2 separate regions of the Homo sapiens genome follow, and region 2 is linked to region 1. Evidence: read pairs that join two places in POLR2A ChIA-PET (ENCODE). Cell type or tissue: endothelial cell of umbilical vein. All regions are shown on one strand. Region 1 overlaps BCR (BCR activator of RhoGEF and GTPase). Region 2 overlaps BCR (BCR activator of RhoGEF and GTPase).

What was found. Peaks named below come from ENCODE experiments on the same cell type or tissue, not always from the same donor. Only the 100,000 strongest peaks of a DNase experiment are listed, where the experiment ranks them.
Region 2: POLR2A ChIA-PET joins it to region 1 with 11 read pairs; 22 of 35 experiments call an interaction of 5 or more read pairs at or near these places.

The regions. Positions count from the first base shown.
Region 1 is chr22:23,186,788-23,189,287 of GRCh38, reverse strand. The region is part of intron 1 of BCR (BCR activator of RhoGEF and GTPase); the gene reads right to left. Among named protein-coding and RNA genes, the nearest start is that of BCR, 7.5 kb to the right of the region's middle. In endothelial cell of umbilical vein, no CTCF peak of the experiment used is centred here; DNase peaks (open chromatin) are centred at 1,267 and 1,917; H3K27ac peaks cover 1,745 bases.
Region 2 is chr22:23,293,895-23,296,394 of GRCh38, reverse strand. It overlaps BCR (BCR activator of RhoGEF and GTPase), which reads right to left. Exons shown (of 23, transcript NM_004327.4): 16 at 1,240-1,371. Among named protein-coding and RNA genes, the nearest start is that of LINC02556, 31 kb to the left of the region's middle. In endothelial cell of umbilical vein, no CTCF peak of the experiment used is centred here; no DNase peak of the experiment used is centred here.

The DNA of each region.
Region 1 (2,500 bases):
TTTGGGAAGATGAAAAAGTTCTAGAAATTGACAAGTGGTGATGGTTGCAAAACAAGGTGATGTACTTAATGCCACTGAACTGTACACTTAAAAATGGAGAAAATGGTGCATCTTATAATATAAATTTTAGCCGGGCGCAGTGGCTCAGGCCTGTAATCCCAACATTTTGGGAGGCTGAGGGGGGCAGATCACCTGAGGTCAGGAGTTCAAGACCAGCCTGGCCAACATGGTGAAACCCTGTCTCTACTAAAAATACAAAAATTAGCTAGGCTAATTAGCTGTAATCCCAGCTACTCGGGAGGCTGTGGCAGAAGAATCGCTTGAACCTGGGTGGCGGGGGTTGTAGTGAGCCTAGATCGTGCCACTGCACTCCAGCCTAGGTGACAGAGTGAGACCCCGTCTTGAAAAAATAAAAAATATAACATGAATTTTACAATAATAAAAATAACAAACTTCTAACATGTTACATGGATATTGTATTTTAATTAAAATAACTACACTTTTCAAAAGGGGAAAAAAAAAACCTACTTGAGCCACAACAGTTGTATTCCAGTCAGGGTCAAGATATTCCCTGGGGTTCATAGTTAATTTAATCCACCACCACCCCGAGTCTTGACCCAAAAAGCAGCAGCCTCAGCCAAAACTCAGACCTACTCTTTGGTAACCTGAGAAAGCTTCCAAGATGCCCATTCATTCACTCTAAACAGGGGACCCTCTCAAACCACAGGGGTGAGCTGCAGCCTGGGCCTCATGCACTGCTGTGTCCTCTCCCAAGTGTGCTCAAGCACATAGCTCACCTGGGCTCTTTGTCCTGGTGAGGTTAGCAGTCACAAACACAAGCCCTCCCAGCCACAGGACTTCCAACCAAGGAAGGAAGGAGGCTATAAAGCTAGAAGCAACAAACTAAGCAAAAGGGAGTCATGGATAAGGCATGCTCCCCTGAACCCAGTCAAATCAACAGCACTCCCAGCTCCTTCTTCAGTGAAATGTTTCAGAATGCTCCATTCTGTTCCCAAAACAAGTCAGCCTTCCTGAACCAGAGAACGCTTGTAAAATTTGATCTAGACTCTGCTTCTGTGCTGCTGATGCCTTTAGCGGCCTCAGACTCCACCCAGATCTGCCCACTCTGTCTCCATCCATGGAAAGGAGCCTGTACTCAACTGAGAGGTGGCCACGAGGCTCTGGCCTTAAGAGATGACGATGGAGCCAACTCCAGGCCCAGGTGACCTTTCTCTGCCCCACAGTTACTCACTCAAACTGGTTGCCAGTCCAGCCCATCACCCAAGGGAAAAACAATGCAGTGGTCACTCTGGCGCCAACTCATCACCGGAATTCAAAGGGCAAATTAAGCTGCTTAATAAAAATGTGAAAACACAGGGCAGCCACTCACATGAAGTCCATGAAGAAACACAAGATCTGTCCCGTCTCACAACTGACACCTGGAAGAAAGTTGACAGGCACATTGGGCTGGGTGTTTGAATCAAGAATTCCTCAGACCTCCCAGCATAAACAAATAATAAATGTGTTTGAGGTGATGAATATGCTAATCACTTCAATCTGATCATTATGCATTGCAGATATGTATCAAAATATCACACCCTCTAAATAGGTACAATTATTATGTCTCAATGGGGGAAAAAAAGAAAAAGGAGGAGGCTGGGTGTGGTGGCTCACGCCTGTAATTCCAGCACTTTGGGAGGCTGAGGTGGGTAGATTGCTTAAGCCCAGGAGTTCGAGGCCAGCCTGGGCAACATAGGGAGATCCAATCTCTATTAAAAAAAAAAAAAAGAGAGAGAGAGAGAAAGAGAAGGAGAAACGTCTGCTGTCCCAACTGATATCGAGCCAGCTGCAACACAAATAAGACAGCCCCTCCTCCCCAATGTCAATCAGCCTGCAATCACAGAATGTGTGGGTGAGGCTAACTAGACCGTCCTATTTCAGCCCAGTGGGCCCACAACAGGAAAACTGCCTAGCCAACCAGAGAACTGTGAAAAAAAAAAAAAAAAAAAGTATTTTAAGCCACTTAAAAAAAAAAGATCCTCAGAAAGTAAACTACAGGGATGAAATGAGAAAAAGACCGAGTAATTGATAAGTCACTTTCCAATGATCAGTAAAAGTCCCCAGTCCTGACCCCATGGGCTATGAAAAGGAGGAAGGGCTCTTCCAGTATGTGCTATGTGTAAAGCTCAGAACCAGGCTCCCTGGGACACCCAGAAATGAACCAGTTATTCCTGCCTTCAAAAAGCACAGTTGGCCCAGAGCAGTGGCTCATGCCTATAATCCCAGCACTCTGGGAGGCCAAGACGGGTGGATCACTTGAGGTCAGGAGTTCCAGACCAGCCTGGCCAACATGGCGAAACCCCGTCTCTACTGAAAATACAAAAATTAGCTGGGTGTGGTGGTGCACACCTGTAATCCCAGCTACTCGGGAGGCTGAAGCAGGAGAATCCTGAACTCCTGAAGCAGGAGACTCTTGAAGCTTGAACTGGGGAGGCAGAGG
Region 2 (2,500 bases), 110 kb before region 1:
TTTTTTTTTTTTTTTTTTTTTGAGACGGACTCTCGCTCTGTCACCCAGGCTAGAGATCAGCGGTGTGATCTTGACTCATTGCAAGCTCCGCCTCCCAGGTTCATGCCATTCTCCTGCCTCGGCCTCCCGAGTAGCTGGGACTACAGGCACCCGCCACCACGCCTGGCTAATTTTTTGTATTTTTAGTAGAGACGGGGTTTCACGGTGTTAGCCAGGATGGTCTCGATCTCCTGACCTCGTGATCCGCCCACCTCGGCCTCCCAAAGTGCTGGGATTACAGGCGTGAGCACCACGCCCAGCCTGGCACTTGGTATTTAACCACAAGAGGATTTTTACTTCCTGCTTAGGGAGGGAGACTGGGCTTCCTGAGGAGCCCTGTGCTTCTAGGGGCATGTGGAAAGCCAAACCCACTCCCTCTAGAGGCCTCTTGTGAAGATGGAAGGTCCTGGGAAGAGAGAGCTGTACCCACAACCCACTGATATAATGCACTATAAGGAAAGCACGATCAGGGCTTCCTCTCAGCTACCCCCGCGCAATTGTGAGGGTGGGAACAGGATAAACAGGGCCTGGGGCGCCAGCTATGATCCTCCAGGAAACCCTGGTGGCGTGCTCCCAGGGGCTAGACAAGCTTCTGAAGGACAGAGGGCCCAGGCAGTCTCCTTAAGAACCAGGGCCCCCTTGCTGGTCCTGTATGGACACATTCTCGGTCTCACCTGGGGGCTTCCAGATTAGCCTGGGAGGAGACCTGTCTGTGTGCACCCTGTTCAGAGATACAGCTCTATACCCTAGAAATTGGGTCTAGACCACAGATAGGGGATGCCAAGCAGGCAGCCTCTGGGACCCCTGTGCTTGCAGGCAGCCTCTGGGACCCCTGTGCTTTTCTAAGAAGACTGGCACAGGATGGGCCAATTTCAGCCTAGGACACCATCTAACTGTTCCACCTTGGGTTCTCCTAAGGCCGGGCAGGAACTGAGGCCCCAGCTGCAAAACCAAGTTGAATGGAAATTCCTTTGGGAATGAGCCGACGCAACAGACACGCAGACAGAGGGTGGTACGTCAAGACCCATCAAGATACATGCAGGCACCGGCTCAGGTCTCCCACGATGGATGTTTCAGAGCCACAGCTGCCCACCCCACCCCACCCTGGGTGCAAGGCCATGACCATCTCAGTGTCCCCAGGGGCTGCATGAAAAAGGACGCCATGCATCGGGCAGGGGAGGGTAGGGATGGCTGCCTCACCTGGACCTGGCCCTTCCCCATGAGTCTGTCCGTGCTCTCGCCGTCCTCCTTGGGGATCTTCGTCTTGTTGTAACACTTTTCATAGCACAGTATCCTCAGGGTCTGGGAGCCCTCCAGCTCTATCTCAAATTCCTGCAGCCCCAAGGGAGAAGGGAAGTCCAGTGTGAACAAACGGGTCAATGTTATGGCTGAAGGGTCCTCTGAACCGGGGCTCTCCCTGCTGCCCTTGCTGGCCCAGAGGGACCAATGCCTGAGACCCTCCTCCCTTAGTCCTGGGACACATGGAAGTATTCCTTGTAAGCACCCCTGGCATGAGACCGTGGCCCAGCCCGGATGCTTCCAGAAGCTCCGACTGCCTTTCAAACTTAATCCAAACTCCTTACACCAGCATCTCAAAGGGTGATCCCCACACCACCTGCCTCACAATCGCCAGGGTACTTGTTAAGATATTTCTATGGGCTGGGCACGGTGGCTCACACCTGTAATCCCAGTACTTTGGGAGGCCAAGGTGGGCAGATCACTTGAGACCAGGAGTACGAGACTAACTAGCCAACATGGCGAAACCCCATCCTACTAAAAATACGAAAAATAGTATGGCGTGGTGGTGCATGCCTGTGATCCCAGCTACTTGTAAGGCTGAGGCACGAGAATTGCTTGAATCCGGGAGGCGGAGGCTGCAGTAAGCCAAGATCATGCCACTGCATTCCAGGCTGGCCAACAGTGTGAGACTCTCCCTCAAAAAAAGATATTTCTATGGACTCTGAAAGATAATGATCTGTCGATGCAGGTTCACTTTTATGGCGGTGAGACTATTCTGTAAGATATTATTATGGTGGATACACGTCATTCCACGTTTGTCAGAACACATAACATGTGTAACACCAAGAATGAACCCTACCTAACATCAACTATGAACTCTGGGTGGTAATGATGGGTTAATGCAGGCTCATCAACTGTAACTCATGTCCCACCCTGGAGTGGGATGTCCATAATTGAGATGGGGGGCAGGAGGTACATGGGAACTCTGTTCTTTCTGCTCCATTTTGCTGCAAACCTAAAACCGCTCTTTAAAAAATGAATTATATCTAAAAGGAAACAAAAGAGTGATCCTTGGGGTTGATACAGGAGGGAGAGGGACTTGGAGGAAAAACTGCTCCCCGAGCTCTCCAGTTGTCTGCCGTGGGTGCGTGGTGTTAACTCTCTCCTCCATCACCCTGACGGTGCTGTTGGTGAATCTGCGCTTCACACCGAGGCGTGTGCG